Linked DNA regions of Mus musculus: region 2 is linked to region 1. The links are chromatin loops, found by intact Hi-C in ENCODE. Cell type or tissue: heart. All regions are shown on one strand. Each heading gives the region's core, and the rest is flanking DNA. Links, peaks and the distances in the headings are about the cores only. Region 1 overlaps Ssc4d (scavenger receptor cysteine rich family, 4 domains). Region 2 holds the start of Hspb1 (heat shock protein 1).

Evidence for each region. A loop is a pair of places that touch in the nucleus more often than their neighbours do. Peaks named below come from ENCODE experiments on the same cell type or tissue, not always from the same donor. Only the 100,000 strongest peaks of a DNase experiment are listed, where the experiment ranks them.
Region 2: it touches region 1 in a loop (9-fold over the local background); 1 of 42 quality-filtered maps calls a loop at or near these places.

The regions. Positions count from the first base shown.
Region 1 is chr5:135,952,077-135,963,301 of GRCm38, reverse strand. It overlaps Ssc4d (scavenger receptor cysteine rich family, 4 domains), which reads left to right. Exons shown (of 11, transcript NM_001160366.1): 9 at 68-379; 10 at 1,336-1,413; 11 at 2,094-3,079. The coding sequence ends at 2,410. Among named protein-coding and RNA genes, the nearest start is that of Ssc4d, 17 kb to the left of the region's middle. In heart, for the core only: no CTCF peak of the experiment used is centred there; DNase peaks (open chromatin) are centred at 2,111, 3,251 and 5,541; H3K4me3 peaks cover 1,190 bases; H3K27ac peaks cover 3,327 bases.
Region 2 is chr5:135,883,984-135,895,208 of GRCm38, reverse strand. Hspb1 (heat shock protein 1) reads right to left here and starts at 7,290. Exons shown (of 3, transcript NM_013560.2): 1 at 6,775-7,290; 2 at 6,097-6,160; 3 at 5,646-5,968. The coding sequence starts at 7,150. The coding sequence ends at 5,779. In heart, for the core only: CTCF peaks have their summits at 6,193 (motif pointing left) and 7,468; DNase peaks (open chromatin) are centred at 6,148, 6,658 and 7,338; H3K4me3 peaks cover 2,156 bases; H3K27ac peaks cover 2,552 bases; H3K27me3 peaks cover 668 bases.

The DNA of each region.
Region 1 (11,225 bases), core at 2,014-10,013:
GGCTGCAATAGGGAGGGGAGCCTGCTGTCCCAGGTCATCCCCTGGCACCGGCCTGTGCGCCCCGCAGGCGGAAGGCTGAGGCTGGTCGGGGGCCCGAGCCCGTGCCGCGGCCGCGTGGAGGTGCTGTACGCCGGGGGTTGGGGCACCGTGTGCGACGATGACTGGGACTTCGCGGACGCGCGGGTGGCCTGTCGCGAGGCGGGTTGCGGGCCCGCGCTAGGCGCCACGGGCCTTGGTCATTTTGGCTATGGCCGAGGCCCTGTGCTGCTAGACAACGTAGGCTGCACCGGTACTGAGGCCCGCCTCAGCGACTGCTTCCATCTGGGCTGGGGACAGCACAACTGCGGCCACCACGAAGACGCCGGAGCGCTTTGTGCAGGTGAAGCTGTGGCAAGAGAGGAGGTGGAGCCGGAGTGGTGGGCGGGGCCCGACCCATAGGAGGTGCGGGCAGGGTTTATATGGAGGAAAGGTGGAGCCGTGCAAGCTGGGCGAGGACCCATGAACGCATGCGCTCACGTCTATGGGCGGGCCTGAATCAGGAGAGGGGTGGGTATCCTGTAGGGGCGGGACAAGATGTGGTTGAGCTGGGCGATGCGTGGGCCATGACGGTCCTGTGGGCGGAGCCTCTTTTAGCTCACAGTCGGGAGTGGGGCCGAGTCTGAGGAGGCCTGGGTGGGGTCGTGCGCAGGAGCTCCCTGCTGTGGGAGCGAGCGGAAGCTGCGTAGCTTTCTGGCTGGCCTAGGACTGGGAAGGCGAAAGTGAAGCAGGGCACAGGGTTTGTGGGCGGGGCCTGATAGCAGGAGCTGCGGTGGAGGAATGGGCGTGGCGCTCTCTGCTGCACTGCAGCGGAAGTATTGCACATAGCAGGGGGTGGGGGTGGGGTGGGGGGGGTGGATGCTCCTGCACTCTCGCTGTTGAGCCTTAGGGGTGTAACCGGAAGGGCGATTTGTCTGCAGGGGGTGACTAGGGCGCGGTCAAGGGAGCACTCGTGCTGTGCTATCCAATTTATAGTCTCTGCTGCTAGTGATTGGTAGGAAGCAGGAGTGGCTGACGGCTTTCCCAAAACTAGCCTTTGACTTTTCAGAGATACCAATGAAAACAGGTGTGTACAAAGTCTGGCAGGACACTGTCAATCCCTTGTTCCCGTATCTCCACCTTTACTTGATGCCTAGACCTAGGGGGTCCTCCAGTCTCCTACCTTAGGTTGGCAGGTCTTTGAGGTTCTTTCTGTCTTTCTGTACAACTTGGGAAGGTTGGGAGAATTGATCTGGTTCTAGGGAGCATATGTTCCCCACCATGACAACCATCTCTTTTTTTATGCCCCTGCTGAGCCAGGCCCAGAGGAACTGGGACTCCAAGTCCAGCAGGCTGGTTCTGAGACCACCCGAATGCCCAGTCCTCGGCCCAGAGATGGTAGGTGTTTACTGCCACTGAAAATGAGGTTGGAACTTTAGGGATAAGATGGACCTGGAGTGATAAAACACTACAGCAACCTAGAGATTTCTCCACTTGGGATCAAACAAACTGAAGAAATGAGAGAATGCAGAATTAGGCATGGTGGCCTATGGCTTTCATTCCAGCATTCTGGAGACTTGGGTCAGAAGGACAGTAACTTCAAGGCCTGCCTGAACAACATACAAGGGCTCATGGAAAAACAAACAACAAATTAGCCCAGGGAATGTAGGTGTGGAAGTGGGGACAGTAAACTTTGAGGGTCAGGATAAGACATGGTCATAGTTTGCAAACAGCCTGTGGCTAAGGGGCTGAGACTGTCTGTTGAGGGTCTCACTACATAGCTCTGGCTGACCATTGCTGTGTCGAACAGGCTAGGCTTGAACTCACAGAGATCTGCTTGCCTCTGCCTTCTTAGTGTTGGGATCAGAGGTGTGTGCCAACTTGTCCAGCATTATTTATTGGTGTCTGTGTACCCGTGTATATGCATGATATGTTCACACATGTGAAGGCAAAACAGTATGAAGGAATGTGAAGGTCAGAGGACAACCTGTGGTGGCAAGTGCCCTCAACTGTAGAGCCATCTCTTGGGTCCCATGATCCCATGGGCTCTTCTGACCCAGGCCTTATCTCCAACACAGGGCACCTCCGTCTGGCTAGTGGAACACACCGATGTGAGGGGCGCGTAGAACTCTTCCTAGGACAACGGTGGGGCACTGTTTGTGATGATGCCTGGGACCTACGGGCAGCCATTGTCCTGTGCCGTCAGCTGGGATGTGGCCAGGCTCTCGCAGCCCCGGGAGAGGCCCACTTTGGCCCAGGCCGAGGCCCAATCCTCTTGGACAATGTCAAATGCCGAGGAGATGAGAGCACCTTGCTACTGTGCTCTCATATCCGCTGGGATGTCCACAACTGTGACCACAGCGAGGATGCCAGTGTCTTGTGCCAGCCATTGTGACCCAGATGGCTCTGTACTCCATACCATATCAAAGGAGCCTATGAGGAACTGCCTGTCCTTTCCCAGGATGCCTTCCTATGATAGCTCGGGTTCCTGGTACCCCTTTCTCCCCGTGCATGGGAGAGATGCAGTACCTGCCCGAGTCCTCTTACTGTGTGTCCCGAGACTGTTATCACCTGCGGAAGGCCCAATACAGTGAACATAGCAATGTTTTGCTCAGCCAAATCAGAAAATGTGAGAGAATAACCCACTTCTCTTTGGGGGAACTCATATAGTACCCCCAATCCTTCCCTTCTGCACCCACATCCATGAGGCTTGGGCTGTCTGTAAATGCCTTCAAACCCTTACCGTGACCTCTCTTGGTCTCCTGCTAAAAGTGGGGAGACAAAGGGGTTGGGGTGCTCTTTTCTATAGACTGGCAGGGGACTGCAGAAGAACCAGGCCATCACCTTCCCTGCTGGGTGAGGACCTGGACTCAGATGGTGCTCCGCTGAACAAGGGGGCTGCAGGGGCCAAAACAGGGACCAGAGGAGCCCTTCCTGCAGCTTCTCTGATTTCCACTGCCCCCCCCCCCCCAGCACAGAGCCTCCATTTTGCAGTAACAAAGAACCCTGGAGGCCCATAGCCACTGTCCTTAGGTGCCAAGTCAATAAAGCATTATCTCCCCCAGTCTTTTAACTGAGGTCATTGTTTGAGAACCTGTACCATGGCTACTGGAAAAACTCCAGGAAGGACTTTCTGGAGAAAACTGGCATGGCGATGAAAGGCTGTGGTCCAAGAGCAGCATCATCCAGTTCTCCAGAGCCCATCACGGCCGGGAAATGCTGACTCACCATGGCAAGCCTCAGGCTCCTCAGTGGAGTGTCTGGTCATCCTCCATTGGGCTACACACACACACAAATCTAGATCCAGGAAAGGAGAGGCAGTAGGGCACGATGGTGCATGTTTGTAATGCCGGTGCTCGGGGTGCCGAAGAAGGGCGTTCTGCGGGTGGGGTGGGGTTCCAGGCCAGCCAGAGCTGCAGAGTGAGAGAAGCTGACTGAATAGGCCCAGAAAATAAAATGGCAGAAAAACGGAAAAAAACAAAACAAAACAACCCTCCTCTGGTCAACCTGTGATATTCCCTCTTTAAAGGGATCACAGGAATGAAGATCAGGAGTTCAAAGCTATCCTCAACTACATAACCATTCAAGGCCAGCTTAGACTACTAGATACCTGGGGGTAGGGGTTGCTGGGAGACCCTGCCTGAATTAGTGGTGGCAAAGATCTGTAATTCAGCACGTACATGCTTAAGCAGGTGGATTAGGAGTTTAAAGCAGCCTGAACTTCTAGAAAGGCCACACTACCCTCTCCACTTTCTCTGCCTATGAATTTCTATATTAGTTTTGTTTGCTTTTTGTTTTAGTTTTTCAAGACAGGTTGGTTTTGTTTGTTTGTTTGCTGTATAGCCCCGGCTTTCCTGTAACCCAGTCTATAGACCATGCTAATCTTAAATTCAGAGGTCTGCCTGCCTCTGCCTCCTGAGAGCTGGCATCCATTTTCATGTGTGAGTTGTTATATTTTGTTCTCATTCATTGCTGCCCTCTTTATGCCTTTGCTGTTCTCTGATGCTTCCTTTAGACTCCATTCCTGCTTGCTTGGGTTGGTTTGATTGCTTTGTTTTGCTGTGGTAGGACTGGGGATTAAACCTAGGCTGGTGAGATGGCTCAGTGGTTAAGAGCACAGACTGCTCTTCCAAAGGTCCTAAGTTTAAATCCCAGCAACCACATGGTGGCTCACAACCATCCATAACAACAATCTGATGCCCTCTTCTGGAGTGTCTGAAGACAGCTACAGTGTGCTTACATATAATAAATAAATAAATATTTAAAAACAAAAAAACAAAACCCACCTAGGACCTAAATCATGGAAGGCAAGTACTCGACCACTGAGCCACAGCTACAAACTCCAATTCTGGTTCCCTACCCCCCACCCCCACCCCGCAAAGATTTATTACTGAGTGTGCCTGTGTGTAGTGATGGTGATGATGATGATACAGGGCGTCCAGTTCTATCACACGCAGATCCCCTGGGTGCAGGCTTTCTCCTCAAATGCTGAGTTAGGCTAAAGGATAGCAAGCTCCGGAAGTCATCCAGTCTCTGCCCTCCGTAGTACCAGAGTTATAGGCATTCCTGGCCACTCAGGTTTTACTCCTGGGTGCTGGAATCCCCACTTGGGTCCCCAACTTTGTACAATGATTGCTCTTACCCACTGAAACACCTCTGCATCTGTGTATAAATGTTTTCATACATGGCTGAATGTTGCCCACGTGTATACCCTGTGTTCACCACAGTCACAAAGCGTTGGAGCCCCTGGTAGTGGAGTTATGATGGTTGTAAACCACACCACGTGGGTGCTGGGAACTGAGCTCAGGGGCTCTGCAAGAGCAAGTGCCCTAACTGCTGGGCCAGCTCTCTAGGCCCCTCTTACTTTAAAAAAAAAAAAGGCTAATGCATGCATGTTTGAGTACATGTGTGGTACATGTCACAGGAATTCTTTCCTTCCATGCGGGTACCAGATTCTTGATACCTGCTGAGCCATCACGCCAGCTTGGCCCCTCATCATCTATACCATCGTCCGGACCCTATGTCCTGGTCTCTACGTTCCTGAGGATGACTTTAAGTTCTGGTGAGTTTTTCGAAGTGCAGCAGGCTAGCCTCCCTTGTGTATTTGTTGTCACACCTGCCTGACAACTCGAATGGGAGCCAAACCTTGAGGATTGATGGATTAGCAAAAAGAGAAGAGGGGAAAAAAAAAAAAAAAAAAAAAACGAGGCAACTGGGATTGACTTCCTGTAAGGTCAAACTCCAAACTTCCAGGGTCTTCCCACTCAGGCACTGCTCCGGGAAGTGTTCTTAACCACTGTGCAAACGGAGGAAACAAAAGATCAGTGAAAGGTCCAGGGTTTTTCTGGGTCATCAAAACAAAACAAAACCAACAGAGTCCAGGTGTTGGGATTCCCACTGGAGCCCCGTAAGCCTCGACGGCCGGGGCGGACAGGGTAGGACGTGACGTAGCCCTGCCCTTCCGGGCCCCAATAACTCACGCCTTCCTGCTGAGTCACCGCAGGAGCTCAGAGGAGAGCCCGCCCTGGGTCGGAACTGAAGCCACGCCTCTATCTTACTGAAGGATTTTGATTGGGTAGCTTTGAAACTGGTTCAGCCAGTCGCAGCAAACGGAAGGTTGCTGGTTAGGTGGGGCAGGGGCGGGGCCACGCTCTTCGAGACCTTTCCATGCCTCGGGGCGGGTCTTTTTTTTTTTTTTGTGCAGAGTTCTAGGTTTGGTCTGACAAAGGAATTGAGTCCCCGGTACAGCCCATACAAGGGAAGGAAGGTCAACCATTCCCAAGACACTGTAGTTTAGGCGACATTTTCAGTCCCCGCGGACCTTTGCGGATTACAAAGAGTATTTACCAACAACAACCTCTGCGCCACAAGGCTGCTTCTCTCCTCACCACCCCACCCCCTCACCCCTTTTAAAAATGCTTTAGTCAAGGTCTCATGCAGTTCAGGGTGGCTTGCCAAAGGTGACTTTGAGTTTTTTTAATTTTATTTCTTCCTCTGCCCACCCAACTGGGGTTACAGGTGCGTGCCACCCCTGCTCATTTATGCAATTCTGAGGAACCCAGGACTTCACTTACGCTAGGCAAACGCTCGACCAACTGAGCTATATCCTAAAGCTACTGATATTTTCATAAAAGACCATTTGGTTGGTTTTGTTTTTTTCGAAACAGTTTTTCTGTATGACGCTGGCTGCCCTGGATGGAACTCAGTCTGTAGACCAGGCAGGCCTCAAACTCAAAGACCTGCTTGCTGAGATGAAAGGCATGCGACGCTTTCACAGAGGACATTTAACCCACAAAGGACTGTTGAAATTGTAAAACCGGTTCACAATAAAACCAGAATTGGAATAGGGTGTGGTGGCACTATGGGGTAAAAAACATCTAAAATAAATCAAGATTAAGGAGGCTGGTGTGTAACTCAGCTGGTAGAGCTCTGTCCAAGCATTCAGAAAGTCCAAGGTTCAGTCCCCAACTCAGTTTGGGTCAGCGAAAGGGTTCCACAGGTAAAGGTGAGGCCATGTGGCCACACACACACACAATTAAAATGTCTTTTTTTTTTTTTAAATCAGCAACTACAAAAAGAAAATAGATTTCTAAAAAGGGAAGAAAACAAACCTCAGTGTGGTGGCTGTCACATGCCTAAAGTCCCAGGGGTGGAGACAGATGGTCACCCTCAATTATACAGCTAATCCAAGGCCAGCCTATGCTACATAAGACATGGTCTCAAAAACAAACCAATTAAAGAATTGGAAAAGGTTCCCCACCTCTGGCAAACATGAACAATAAACTGAGGGGTGTTGTGGTTGTGGTTTTGTTTTGAAACAAGACAATGTAGCCTATGCTGCCCTGAAATGTGTTGTGTAGCCAGAAATGAACGCAGACTTCTGAACTCCCTTGCCTCAGAGACAGGATCTCACACTTCAGTCCAGGCTGACCTCAAGCAGTTTCCACCCCCATCATCTTCCCAGTGGCTGGTTTTATAGATGTGAGCTACCTCAGGTGGGTTAGACTGAGGATTTTAACACAGCCTGCTGTACCACAGCAAATTCTATGTGTAGCATCACCCTGACCGAGTGTCTGTCGTCTTAAGATTGGCCCTGCCAGCCAGGCATGGTGGCACATGCCTTTAATCCCAGCACTTGGTAGGCAGAGGCAGGCAGATTTCTGAATTCGAGGCCAGCCTGGTCTACAGAGTGAGTTCCAGGACAGCCAGAGCTATACAGAGAAACCCTGTCTCGAGAAAAAAAAAAAAAAAGAAACAAAAAAAAAAAAAAAAGATTGGCCCTGCCAGACCAGAGCAAGTTTGACATAACTCAATCTGGGCAGATGGAGAAACATGCAGAGAGCCAGGATTGACCTGCCCCACTGTGAGCTACAGAGCAATAGGGACTTGAGTCTTTTGCACTGTCATTGGCTTCCTTTTCGCTGGATAGGAAGGCCTGATGAAGAAGCTGTAGTCAACGAGGCACCTGCTGTCTGCCACCATAGTCAATTTTCTGTCTCAAGATCCCTGCATGAGTTAGACAAGTCTGGGTCCCTGCGAGGTTAGCAGCAGTCAGCTCAGGGAACCCTTTTCATGGGATAGATAGCTTATTCCATCCACGTGGCCATTCACTTGGAAAGTCAAAGTTGCCTCTACCTTAAAAAAACCAGGTCCAGGCTTGGTGGTGCACGCCTTTACTCCCAGCATTCAAGAGGCAGAGGCAGGTGAATTTCTTAGTTCGAGGCCAGCCTGTTCTACAGTGTGAGCTCCAGGACAGCCAGGGCTACACAGAGAAACCCTGTCTCAAAAACAAAACAAAACAAAACAAAAACAGTGCCTTGGGCCAGTGATGAAGCTCACAGGTAAAAGTAATTGCTTGAAACAGCCTGACAACCTGACTTCAATTCTCCAAATTACCTAAAAGTAGGCAAGAACTGGCCTTTTTAGAAAGTTATCCTCTAAGTTCTTCATGCACACGTTTGCACGCACTCACACTCGCATCCATGCATACACTAAAATCAAATGGGAAATACCAGTACTTTGGAGGCAGAGGCAAGTGGATCACTATTGAGTTCCAAGCCACAGCTACATAGTGAAGCCCTTTCTGGGGGAGTGGGGGGAGGGAGGACCAGAAAACCTGGCCTGGGATGTAGCCCAGTTGGTAAAGTGCTTGCCTAGCATGCATGAGGCCCTGAGTTTGATTCCTAGCCCTGCATAAACTGTGTGTGGTAGCAGACACCTGTAATCAGAGCATGTAGCAGGTAGACTCAGGAGGATTCTCCTATAGAGCAAGTTCAAGGCTAACCTGGGCTTCATAAGACCCTGTCTCAAATAAACAAAATAAAGCCCTAGGAAGATGAATTCCTCATGTCTGCTAGGTAACTTTCTGTTACCAAGAGAAAACAAGATTAATTACTTTTTTTTTTTTTTTTTTTTTTTTTTTTGGTTTTTTCGAGACAGGGTTTCTCTGTATAGCCCTGGCTGTCCTGGAGCTCACTTTGTAGACCAGGCTGGCCTCGAACTCAGAAATCCGCCTGCCTCTGCCTCCTGAGTGCTGGGATTAAAGGCGTGCGCCACCACGCCCGGCTTAATTACTATTTTCTATTTCTTATTGTTCTGTGTATGTGTGTATAATGTTCATGTATGGATGCAAGCATGCCTGGGCCACCACACACGAGTAGAGCCATCTGAGAGGAAAATTTGTGGGAGTCAACACTCTCCCACCATGCGAATGCTAGGGAATCCAACTGATATCCTCCAGATTGGCACCAGGTACCTTCACCTGCTGGGCCACCGTGCCAGCCCCCGTTGTTAGAAATTTCAGAAATTGAGCATCCATGGAGCTGTCTGCCCAATCAAACTGCCTTGCTCATTCCCCCCCTTAATTTTGTTCATAATTTTGCATTGTAATGCAAGATGACCACAATTTCCTGATCCCCCTTCTGCCATCTCCTGAGGACTAGCTACACCTTGAGACCCTGTCTTGAAAAAAACCCAAAAAACAAAGCCAAAACTCTTCACCGTCTTTGTCTTTTTTTTTTTTTTGGTAGCTTTAATATATATATATTTTTTTTTTTTTCTTTTTTCTGGGCGTGGTGGTGCATGCCTTTAATCCCAGAACTTGGGAGGCAGAGGCAGGTAGATTTCTGAGTTCGAGGCCAGCCTGGTCTACAGAGTGAGTTTCAGGACAGCCAGGGCTACACAGAGAAAACCTGTCTCAAAAAACCAACCAACCAAATATATATATTATGTAATTTTATTTATATGTGTGTGCCTAAGTATATATATGTGTACTGTGTGCATGCAGGAGCCCTTGGGGGTCAGAAGACGTGTTGTATCCTCTGGAAATGGAACTGGAGTTACAGATGCTTGTGAACTACCTACGACAGGTGCTGGGACTCAAAACCAGGTCCTCTACAAGAGCAGTAATCACTCTTAAAGTTAGAACCATCTCTTTAGCTCTGCCCATCCCCCACATTTTTAAAGAATTCACTTTTTTGTTTGTTTGTTTGTTTGTTTGTTTTGAGACAGGTTTTCTTTGTGTAGCCCTGGCTGTCCTGGACTTACTCTGTAGACCAGGCTGGCCTCAAACTCAGAAATCTGCCTGCCTCTGCCTCCCAAGTGCTGGGATTAAAGGCCTGTGCCACCACTGCCCAGCTAAGAATTCACTTTTCTTAATTTATTTTTATTTATGTGCCTTGGTATTTTGCCTGCAAGTATGTCTGTATGAGGGTATCAGATCTGAAGGTAAGAAATCGTTGTGGCTGGGCAGTGGTGGTTCACGCCTTTAATCCCAATGCTTAGGAGGCAGAGGCAGGTGGATTTCTGAGCTCAAGGCCAGACTGGTCTACAGAGTGAGTTCCAGGACAGCCAGGGCTACACAGAGAAACCCTGTCACAAAAAAAAAAAAAAAAAAAAAAAAATCACCACCACCAACAACAACAAAAAGAGGTCATTGTGAGCTGCCACATATGTGTTGGGAATTGAACCCAAGTCCTCTGAAAGAGCAGTAAGTGCTCTTAACCACTGAGCCATCTCTCCAGCCTCCCCTAGCCTTTGGCCTTTAGAGGACTCTCATGTGTCCTTAGACTTTCTATGTAACTGAAGATGACCTTGAGTCCTCCTACTTCTACTACCTGGTACTTCCGTGGCAGGTTTGTACCACCATGCCCTGCTCCTGGCCCGACTTTTCTTGCAGATCATACAGAGAGAAGAGACAGTCCAGTTGCCTAGTCTGGTGACTTCTGCATTGTTCTCCAGGCAACCATCCATCTTGCCCTGATTGGGTCCAGCCCAGCAGCTTCCAGGATGACACTGGCATCTGACCAGCTTGCTCAGCATCTTCTCTCCCTCTCCCTGTCTCTGTGTCCAGCAATCTGTCTTCCTGCCTGCTCTTCTGTCAGATCAATCTCTCTCCCTCTCTCTCCTCTCTCCCTCCCTTTCTTCTCTTTCTTCCTTTCTGTCCTTCCTCCTTTTCCTTCCCAAACTTAACTCCCTACCTCCCTTTCCCTCTCTCCAAAGTCTCATATATCACAGGATAGTCTTAAACTCATGATGTGCAGCTGGGCCGTGGTGGCGCATGCCTTTAATCCCAGCACTTGGGAGGCAGAGGCAGGTGGATTTCTGAGTTTGAGGCCAGCCTGGTCTACAGAGTGAGTTCTAGGACAGCCAGCAGGGCCATACAGAGAAACCCTGTCTCAGAAAAAAACAAAAAAACAAAAAAACAAAACAAAACAAAAAAAACCAAAAACACTTATGATGTGCCCAAGGTTGACCTTGAACTCCTGATCCTCCTGCCTGACACCCCTCCCCCCAAACACACACACAAATACTTCCCCACAGCAGGGATTATAGGTATATGACACTAAGCTTAAGTCAAACAGATGTTTCTTTACATCTGCTCAAAAAAAAAAAAAAATCACACAACTACAATCAAGGTCCAAGCTGATCAAGCCCCCTACTTCTTTATGATTAATCTCCAAAAGCTTGTTGGACCATCTTCATTTGATACAGGTGGTCAGTGCTGCCCTGAGAATGTGAATCCCCACAGCAGAATGGGTGGATGCTTGGCTCCATTGGAAGTAGAACAGGGGGCTGGCGAGATGGCTCAGTGGGTAAGAGCACAGACTGCTCTACCGAAGGTCCTGAGTTCAAATCCCAGCAACCACATGGTGGCTCACAACCACCCATAATGAGATCTGATGCCCTCTTCTGGTATGTCTGAAGACAGC
Region 2 (11,225 bases), core at 1,364-9,363, 67 kb after region 1:
TCTTCCATGGTCACAATGTCACCAGTCTGTACATTCCTGAAGCAGGCACGTGCTTGTGTCCCCTCCCCCTCCGCTGTATTTTGGTCACGGTAGAGATAGTCTGAGAGGATGCCAATGATCCTCTGCATCCTCATCTGTCCGGTCTCTACACTGACCTCTGATGGAGACGTTGTTATCATGAAGGGCATTTCTTGTCTATGTAGATGCCCTCAATGGTCTCCTTAGGCGTCTTGAGGCCTAGGCTGATGTTCTTCTAGTTCCAAGGGAGTTTCTCCTTCCAGATCTCTCCCAGCAGAGCCGCTTATGGTTTCTGAAAGGGCTGCTCGGTCTGAATGTTCACCATCTTTCTGGCAGCTTGAGAAAAAAGGGAGATCGTGTTCCTAACACAGCGCTGGACCCAGAAGCTGTGGCTGAGCTGGCTAAGTGGCAACATGTCAGAATTCCCACTCCGCAAAGTCATCCTGCAAGTGCCTCAAAGCCCCATCTCCTGCCCGGGGAAGGACACAGATGCACCACTTACACACTGCTCCTCAGTCCTCTCTGAGCCTTCATCTCTGCTTTAGCACATCTTCTGGGTAAAGTCTTGTAGGAGCCGAGAGTTCCAGAATGGAAGCTGCCACCCAAAGACAGACAGCATATTATGAAATGCTGTACGTGAGACTAGTTGTTGTTGTTGTTCTTCTCCTTCTTCCCCTTCTCCTTCTCCTTCTTCTTCTTTTTGGCTTTTCTTTATTTTTTTTTTTCTGTTTTTGGTTTTTCGCGACAGGGTTTCTCTGTGTAGCCCTGGCTGTCCTGGAACTCACTCTGTAGACCAGGCTGGCCTCGAACTCAGAAATCCTCCTGCCTCTGCCTCCCGAATTCTGGAATTAAAGGTGTGCACAACCATTGCCCTGCTGAGACTAATTCTTCTTGTCATTTGAAGAATATAAGTTGTTCCAAGTAAAAAATATTTTAAAGAGGGACTGGAGAGATAGCTCAGTGGTTAAGAGCACTGACTGCTTTTCCAGAGGTCATGAGTTCGATTATCAGCAACCACATGGTGGCTCACAACCATCTGTAATGGGATCTGATTCCCTATTCTGGTGCGCATATACATAAAATAAATAAATAAATACTTTAAAATATTTTTTAAAGATTTATTTATTTATTATATGTAAGTACACTGTAGCTGTCTTCAGACACACCAGAAGAGGGCGTCAGATCTCATTACAGATGGTTGTGAGCCACCATGTGGTTGCTGGGATTTGAACTCAGGACCTCTGGAAGAGCAGTTAGTGCTCTTAACCACTGAGCCATCTCCCCAGCCCTAAAAATTATATTTTAAAAATTATATCTAAGTTGGCAGTGGTGGCACATGCTTTTAATCCCAGTACTCAAGAGGCAGAGGACAGCCAGGCATGGTGGCTAGGAGAAGACAGAAAACATCCACAGCTGTCCAACCTGGTCTACAGAATGAGTTCCTGACAGCCAAGGCCTCTAGTGAAACCCTGTCTCAAAAGGGAAAGAAAAAAGAAAATAAAGTGCTTGTTATTCTTCCAGAGGACCTGGGTTCCCAGCACCTACATGTTGGCTTATAACCATCTCTAGCTCCAGTCCTGGGGAACCCGATGCTCTCTGCTGGCCTCCAAGGCACCAGCTATGCACGAGATGCACAAACATACATACAGGCTTAGTCAAATATCTGTAACACCTATACATATGAAATAAGCATACATACATCTATATCTGTATATATCTGCATTTCAAACTATGGAGTCTGTTCCGCTTGAGTTCCCCTGCCTTTAAAGTTAAACCAGTCTGTCTTCCTGTCTCTGGCCACACCCCTCCAGCAAGCCTGTCACTTCTTGGTGATCTGCTCTCAGTTGTTGCTCTCTGTGTACCCAGTCGTTAGGAGGCAGTGATTACAGCTCTTCGCAGAGTTAATCTCAGGAGATGGTCCAAGGGCACCTCAGGGCAGCCTTGCTGTAGCCTCCTCTGAAGCAGTCACACCTCTGCCAGCCAGGACATCCTTAGCTCTAGCCACAAGACAACTGGTCCACAGATCCAGGCTGGGACCCAGCCTGCTTGATTCTCCAGGCTCTGCCACGGGCGTGCAGAGTCAGCAACTGGCGGAGAGATGTCTTACACAAAGTGAGGCTGTTTAGGATCTCAGACTGAACAGCCCTGGCCGGTGGAATGGTGGGGCAGAGCCCTGACTGGCAGGCTCAGACTAGTCCTGCCAGCTGGACCAGAATGAGGCTTTCTGCCAGAACCTGCCCTGGCTTTCATGCCTGCCCCAGGTGTTCCGATCCAGGGGCTGGATCAGAACTAACATTATCAAGAAGCTGAGAGAGTTGGGGAATCGGTAGTAGCAGGGGACAGGGTGTGCTAGATGGCTCCCTGTGGAAAGCTGCTCCTCCCTGCCCCCGCCCATGGACCCTGAGAAAGCAGGGCTGTGGGTTTAGGAAAGAATGTGGGTGGGTAAGTCTTGCTACAAGCCTGGGACTCTGGGACCTTGTAGGTAAAACAGTTGGGTCCCTTGGATTTGCATTATGTCTTTTGTCCCTTCCATTTTCTTGAGTGAGTGAGTGAGTGTGTGTGTGTGTGTGTGTGTGTGTGTGTGTGTGTGTGTGTGTGTGTATGATGTGGTTGTGTGCATATGTAGAGGCCTGAAATGGAGTCTGGGAATTATTCTTAATTGTTCTTCTACCTTCTTCATTGAGACATTGCTTAATCAAACCCAGAGCTCTGGATGTGGCCCCGACTCCTGATCTTCACCTCCCTGAGGCTGGGATTGCTCACTCAGGTATCTGTGTGGATTCTAGAGGTCTGATTGGTTCTCATGCTTGCAAGGCAAGTGTTTAACCACTGAGCCACCCCCCCACCCCCCAACTGCTCATATTTTCCTAAGAGCCTCACTATGTTCCCCAGGCTATTCTTGAACTCAAGGTCTTCCTGTCTTTGCCTTCCAGGCACTGGGGATGCAGGCATGCACTATTACGTAAACACAGCTCTTGTCTTTCCTTCCCTTTGAGGCAGGGTCTTATATAGCTCAAGATGGTCTCAAACACGCTTTGTAGCTGAGGCTGGCATTGAGCTCCTGAACCTCCTACCTGGGATGGCATCCACCATTACACCCATTTGATGTGCTGAGGGTGGAACACTCAACTGCCTACATATTAAACTGACCTACATATTAAACCTAGTTTGCTCTTCTTCTTCTTCTTCTTCTTCTTCTTCTTCTTCTTCTTCTTCTTCTTCTTCTTCTTCTTCTTCTTCTTCTTCTTCTTCTTCTTCTTCTTCTCTTCCTCCTCCTCCTCCTCCTCCTCCTCCTCTTCTTCTTCTTCTCCTCCTCCTCCTCCTCCTTCTCCTCCTCCTCTTCCTCCTTCTTCTTTCTCATTTCATTTGTATGTTCCTGTATGTATATGGGCACTGGTATGAGTCTATGTGGATGCCATGGTGGGCATGTGAAGGTCAGAGGATAGCTTTTGGGGGTATGGGATTTGCGGAGCTTGGATTCAGGTCATCAGGCTCAGCAGTAAGAGCCTTTCCATGCCAAACCATCTTGTCAGAGACAGGTCTTACCATGTAGCTCAGGCTAGCTTGGAGTACTGAATCGTCCTGCCTCTAACTTCCGAGTACTAGGATTACAGAGCTGTACTGTCATACCTAGCTGCATTCCTGCAATTTTTAAAAAAGACTTTTAAAAGATTTTTATGTATATGTTATGTGTGCACCTGCATGCTTGCCTTTGGAGGCCAGAGGTATAAACTCCCCTGGAGCTGGAGTCACAGGAGGTTGTGAAGCCAGCTATGTGGGAGCTGAGATCTGAACTCAGATCCTCCGAAAGATCAGTCCGTGTTCCTAACCATTGAGCCACCCATCCAGAGTCAACCCCTTAGACTCTGGGTCACTAGGCTCCAAAGCCCCCTGGGGTCCCTCAGCTCCCTCCCTGGGCCTCCTGGGGGATGATGGATGGACAAGGCAGAGCACACAAGGGTGGAGCTAAAGCTTGTGTAATTGCTTTGAGTGAGGCTGAGGCTAGTCAAGGCAAGCTCTCTAGAGCAGGCGGATGCTGTGATCTCTGTCAGTCTTGACCGAGATGTCAACACCAATCCTCCTTCTCTGTCCATTACTGAGAGTCCACATTCCGTTCTGCAGGTGTCTGTGGGTGGGGTTGACAGGGGCAACACCCCAGGAAGCTACCTTGAATTGCCACATCTCCTGTACCTTCTCTACAATACTCCTCCTCCTCCACACCTGGCCTCTGGACAATGCTGTTTTTAATAGTATTTTAAATTTGTATTTGTTTATTTTGTGGTATTGATAGAGTTTCAAAACAGTTGGGTTTGGAATGTGCTATATAGCCAAGGCTGTCCTTCAACTCCTGATCTTGCAACCTAATGCCTCCTAAATGCTGGGAGTACAGGTGTGAACTAGGGCATAAACTGAGGGTCCCGGCACGAGATGTATAAAGTAAGGCATGACCCATGCAAGGCACGGCTGAGGAGAAAGATTTTATTGTAGATATAGGGGGAGGAGACCAGCCAGAGGCAGCTGGAAGAGTCCAGAGCAGGGAGAGAAATTAGCAGATTGGCCACGGCCTGTGGACTGGACCCGCCCATGAGGTAGGGGTGAGGGGGAGCAAGAGAGAGAGTGAGGCAGAGTGTGGACAGACCAAGGGAGGAAAGAGGGTGTACAGTCAACTAGGAAGGTTAAAGAGAGGCTAGGGAGGGAAGCTGCGCTGAGGTTAGTGTAGGGGGTGGGAGAGGAGCTGGGCTAATACGGAGGAAGCCTGGAGGCTAGCCTGCACTTTGATATGCTAGTAGGGACAGTGGAGAAGTAAATTTCTCTGTTCATAGAGAACAGGACCAGAGGCTGGGAGAGAGGGGGTTGCTTTGGATCTGACTGGCTCTTGATCCTTTTTTTTTTTTTTTTTTTACTCTTAAGATATTTTCATGTGAAAAAAAAAAAAAGATGTTTTCATGTGTCCCAGGCTGGCCTCAAACTAGCCATGTAGCCCAGGATAACCTTGAACTCCTTTCTGATCCTTTCTCCACTTCTGGAGGGCGCCACCATACCCAGTTTATCCAATGCGGGGGATCAAACATTACTTCACGGATGCCATGCAAACCCTCTACTGAGCTTCTGTTTTGTTTTGCTCTTCTGTTTGTTTTTGAGACAGCAAGTACATGTGTGGCCCAGGCACTCATAGAACTCACCCTGTAGCCCAGGCTGGCTTCAAATTCACACTGCTTTTGCATCCGTTTTTGGATACTGGAATTACAGGAGATGTAATTATACCATCATTATACCCAGCCTGGTAAACTTTTTTTTTTTTTTAAGATTTATTTATTTATTATTATATGTACGTATACCGTAACTGCCTTCAGATGCACCAGAAGAGGGTGTCAGACCTCATCACGGGTGGTTGTGAGCCACCATGTGGTTGCTGGGATTTGAACTCAGGACCTTCGGAAGAGCAGTCAGTGCTCTTACCCGCTGAGCCACCTTTCCAGCCCCCCTGGTAAACTTTTAATCTCCAGGTTATCTCTTTTCCCACAGGAAGGGCCTGAGCCCATAGTGAGCACTTAGCAAAGACCCCAAAGGGTGTTCCAATTTAGCACACCCATCCCTAGCCCACCATAATAACTCTGGAGTCAGACGGTGGTGAGCAGTAGCTTGCAACTTTTATTTGAGAAAAACAGCAGGTAAATGTATGTATCAAAAGAGCGCACAGATTGACAGAGAGGGGTGGCCAGCAATGGCTATGGGAGATAGGCAGCAGGCTGATGGCTTCTACTTGGCTCCAGACTGTTCAGACTTCCCAGCTTCTGGGCCCCCAATTTGGGCGCGGGCCTCGAAAGTAACCGGAATGGTGATCTCCGCTGACTGCGTGACTGCTTTGGGCAACGGAGCCTCCACGGTAAGTGTGCCCTCAGGGGATAGGGAAGAGGACACTAGGGTGGGGTCCACACCTGGAGGGAGCCTGGACACACAGAAAATCAGGGCAAGGGTTACACATCCCTCCTGACCCGGGGCTCTTCGCCCTCCGCCCTGGGTCCGCTCCCCCTCCCCCCCACCTCCCCGCCCTCCATGCAAGGAATCAGAACTCACGTGTATTTCCGGGTGAAGCACCGAGAGATGTAGCCATGTTCGTCCTGCCTTTCTTCGTGCTTGCCTGTGGGTGGGGACAGAAGGTCAGAAGCAGCCCTCTGCTGTCCTAGCTAAGGAGTGGCTGGGACCCCCCAGGGAGGCAAACAAACCCGAGTGCGGCGGGGTGCCTGACTGTCTGGAATCTTAAAACTTTCCAGAAACTTCCCTTCTGAGATTTGGGATGCGAAGGGCTTGGCTCTGACCCAGACTTGGATACCAGGGTAGGTATACTCAAAGCCTCTGCGGCTGGGTCTAGGGACCCTGATCCTGCCGCTTGCTTATTTGGGAATGAGGTCTTCCAGAAGGTGTGTTGGGTCTTCCTTCATTTTGTTTCTGTGCTGCGGGTGGAACGCAAAGCCTCAAGGCCTCCCGGCAGGCCAGGCGAAGCTCTACCCTGAGCTACATCCCCAGCTGTTGGTCCATATCATCGAAGATGACAGAGCTTTTAAGAGCAACCTGCACCCCGCGTTCCGGGGCAAGAGAAGCAGGCAAAGGAGAATGATGCGGGCTCCGGGTCCCTAGGTTCATTTCTAACTTCTCAGGGTTCTATTCCTCAGGGTTTCAGCCCCCACCCTCAGCCCCCCAGCCACCACTCTCGCCTCGGCAGCTTCGTCCCCTCTGGGCACAAGGGAAACTCACCAGTGATCTCCACCACGCCTTCCTTGGTCTTCACTGTGAGCTCCTCCGGAGCGAAGTGGTTGACGTCCAGGGACACGCGCCAGCGATCAGCCGTCTGTCGGATCTCCGAGACCCCGCTGCTGAGCTGTCGGTTGAGCGCTCGGCTGAAGGCTGGTGCGGCCAGGGTCACCGCCGCGGGGCCCTCGGCGGTCGCGGCGGGCAGCGGGCGCACGTATCCGGGCCACCCAGCGGCGCTGAACCACTGCGACCACTCATCGGGCAACCGGGGCACCCCGAAAGCTTGATCGAAGAGGCGGCTGTGTGCAGGGTACCAGTCCCGGAATGGTTCCCAGCTCGGGCTCCGCAGCAGCGAGAAGGGCACGCGGCGCTCGGTCATGTTCTTGGCTGGTCAAGGCTGAGGATCTAGAAGCACTGGGCTGAGGATCCGAGAAGTGCCGGACTGGAGCCCCAGCGTGCTTTTATGTGTGCCCAGCCGGGTATTTTTAGCAGGCGGTGCTTCAGGTCTCTATTAATGGCAATGACCGTCTCAGGGGCCGCCCCTCGCCGCCCCTCCCCTCTGCATTCCTCCCCCTAAGCTTGCAAAGGGGGCGGGCAGGCGGGGCCAGGAAGGTTCTGCCCCCATCTGGAAACTTCTCTTGTTGAAGAAAACAAATGACGGCGTAATACCGGTAGCTGGAGCGATTCCCACTGTCGGGTTTAGGACACTGCTGGCTGAAGGGCGGTGGCCTGGGGCCAGCCCCATTTTTTATTGAGAATAACCAGGAGAGGTTAGGTCTTTTGTGTCGCAACTGGGAAGCAACTGAACCTGGTCTGAACCAGAAGGAGGCCCGTGGGAACACACATGTCATGGCACACCTGTGGAGGTCTCATGACACCGGCAAGATAGCTGTCTTCTATAGTGTATCTCCTGGGGAGCAAAGGCTTCGTGGCAGGCGCCTTAGTGTTCACTGAGTATCTTTCTGACCCAGAAACTGACTTTCTTTCTTCTTTCTCTCTTTCTCTCTCCTCTCTCCTCTCTCTCTCTCTCTCTCTCTCTCTCTCTCTCTCTCTCTGAAGTAGGATTTTTCTTTTTTTATTTTGATGCTTTTTTTTTGTTTTGTTTTGCTTTGCTTTTTTTTTTTTTTTTTTTTTTTTTTTTCTGAAGACAATGTTTCTCTGCATAGCCCTGGTTGTCCTGGAACTCACTTTGTAGACCAGGCTGGCCTCGAATTCAGAAACCCGCCTGCCTCTGCCTCCCAAGTGCTGGGATTAAAGGTGTGCATCACCACCGCTGGGCTATTTGATGCTTTTTTTTTTTTTTTTTTTTTTGGTTTTTCGAGACAGGGTTTCTCTGTATAGCCCTGGCTGTCCTGGAATTCACTTTGTAGACCAGGCTGGCCTCGAACTCAGAAATCCACCTGCCCGTGCCTCCGGAGTGCTGGGATTAAAGGCGTGCCCCACCACACCCGGCCGCTTTTTTTTTTTATTATATATATATATATATATATATATATATATATATATATATATATAATGTGTATCAGTGTTTTGCCTACATGAATGTCTGTGTGAGAGTGTTAGATCTTGAGTTACAGAGAGTATCAGAAATTGGAATGCCAGGTGGGTGCTAGAATTTGAACCTGGATACTTGTACTGGCTGGTTTAGTGTCAAATTGATACAAGCTGGAGTTATCACAGAGAAAGGAGCCTCCTTTGAGGAAATACCTCCATGAGATCCAGCTATAAGGCATTTTCTCAATTAGAGATCGGGGGGGGGGGGGCATTGTGGGTGGAGCCATTCTTGGGCTGGTAGTCTTGGTTCTATAAGAGAGCAAGCTGGGCCAGGTGGTGGTGGTGCACGACTTTAATCCCAGCACTTGGGAGGCAGAGGCAGGTGGGTTTCTGAGTTCGAGGCCAGCCTGGTCTACAGAGTGAGTTCCAGGACAGCCAGGGCTATACAGAGAAACACTGTCTAGAAAAGACCCCCCCCCAAAAAAAAAGAGAGAGAGAGAAAGAGAGCGAGAGAACAAGCTGAGCAAGCCAGGGGAAGCAAGCCAGTGAGAAACATCCCTCCATGGCCTCTGCATCAGCTCCTGCTTTCTGACCTGCTTAATTCCAGTCCTGACTTCCTTTGGTGATGAACAGCAATGTGGAAAGTGTCCGCTGAATAAACCCTTTCCTCCCCAACTTGCTTCTTGGTTATGATGTTTGTGCAGGAATAGAAATCCTGACTAAGACAGTACTATAGGAAGGGCAGGCAGTGCCTCTAACCATTAGACCATCTCTCAGGAGACATCGAACCTGGAACCTGCAAGCTGGATGAGTAGGTATCCCCTAGTATCCTCCTGGTTCTGCAACTGCCCCACCCCAGCGCTTGCTCGGACAGGAGGCACAGGCCACACTCAGCTCTTTTTTGGTTTTGTTTTCTGTGTGGTTGTGGCTGTTCTAGAACTCTTTAGACTAAGCTGGCCTGGATCTCACAGATTGGCCTGCCTCTTCCTCCAGAGAGCCCGGCTTAAAGGCAAGCAGCATCACATGGGGCCACCCTCAGTTTTTATGTGGGTTGCTGTGTGTTAAGTACAAAAGAAACTGGGGTCAAAGGGCTATCTGTGGTGTCTATTAGCATACCAAAGAGCACCCTGGCCTGGGGGCTCATGGCAATAGGAATACTCTTCTCAGCCCTTCTCACCCTGTCCCTTACCCCAAACTTCTCCAGCTCTTGGGGCTCCCCTCTCCCAGCTTCTCATCCCTGTATGTGCTCTCTTGGTCCTCTCTTCCTCATCCCTCTCTCTTGGTCCTCTCTCCCTCATCTCTCTCTTGGTTCTCTCTCTCTCTCTCACATCCCTCTCTCTTGGTTTTCTTTGCCTCATCTCTCTTTGCTTTGTTTGTTTTTTGTTTTTTTGAGACAGGATTTCTCTGTATAGCCCCTGCTGTCCTGGAACTCACTCTGTAGACCAGGCTGGCCTCGAACTCAGAAATCCGCCTGCCTCTGCCTCCCGAGTGCTGGGGTTAAATGCGTGTGCCACCACCACCCGGCTCTCTCTCAACTATTGTCCATGCCCAATCTGCCCGCCATATCAGTTCTGGACTCTTGCAGATGCCCCCGGCTGTACTCTCTCATCATGTCCTCGGTTTATACACTGCGGACCCAAACTCAGTCCCCATGCTTGCGCAGTCAGTTCTTTATCCACTTTGGGATCTTCCGAGGCCCTTGTTTGTTTTGTTTTCTGTTCCTTTGGTTTTGTCCTTTGTTTGATTGTTTGTTTTGTTTTTTGAGAATATGGTCTCATGTAGCCCCGAGTAGTCTAGAATTCTCTAAGTAGCCAGGAATGACTCTAATTCCTGATCTTCCTGTTTGTATCTCTGAAGTGCTGGGATCATAGTCACTTGCCACCACATACAACAGGAATGTCGTATTAAACAGCCTGGTGGGCTCATTGGGAGAGTCAGTTCCCAGACCACCAGACTGCTTGAGTTTCTCTGGTTCTGTGGCCCGGTGGGGGAGTCTGTAAAAGTTACATTCTCCATTCTTTACTCTCCCTCGGCAAGATGGGAATGACGAGGCTGCTAATAATGCTGATGTCACCGGGCAGGCATGAGAGTCAGTGACATCATATAAGTGAAGATGTAGCCCAGGGCCTGGTGAGTCATAGTTAATTATTGGTTCCTTGTTATCCACCTTGGTTATCCGTCACTAGGGTTGAGCCTTCCCTATCCCTTAGGGGGGTGGACCTGACAACGGAGGCTGCTTTCAAAGTTGGAGCAACCCTGCTGCCTGTGTTTCTCAGGACTGGGAAATGGACCACTCTCCCAAACCCTTACTGGGGGGGATTCTAGTCAGGGGCTCTACTACTGAGCCACGCCCCCAGCCCCTCCCTGGGAGATTCTAGGCAGGGGTTCTACCACTGAGCCACGCCCCCAGCCCCTCACTGGGGGATTCTAGGCAGGGGCTCTATCACTGAGCCACACTTCCAGCCCCTCACTGGGGGATTCTAGCCAGCAATATACTGCCGAGCTATATCATCATTGATCATTTTACTTTTTAAAGAAGTTATTGCCCAGCATGGTGGTGCATGCCTTTAATCCCAGCACTTGGGAGGCAGAGGCAGGCAGATTTCTGAGTTTGAGGCCAGCTTGGTTTACAAAGTGAGTTCCAGGACAGCCAGGGCTACACAGAGAAACCCTGTCTTGAAAAAACCAAACCAAACAAAACAAAAAAAAGTTATTTAATTTATTGTTAATACTTATCATTATTTATGAGTGTATGTGATGGGGTTAGGGGAGGTGTGTGTGCCATGGTACGTATATGGAGGCCAGATGATAATTTTGTGTCGCTGTTTTTCTCTCCTTCCACTCTATTGGTTCTGGGAAATAGAATGTAGGTTATCAGACAATGTAGCATGTTCTCTTTGTTTTGTTTTGTTTTGTTTTTGTTGTTGTTGTTATTTGTTTTTGAGACAGGGTTTCTCTGT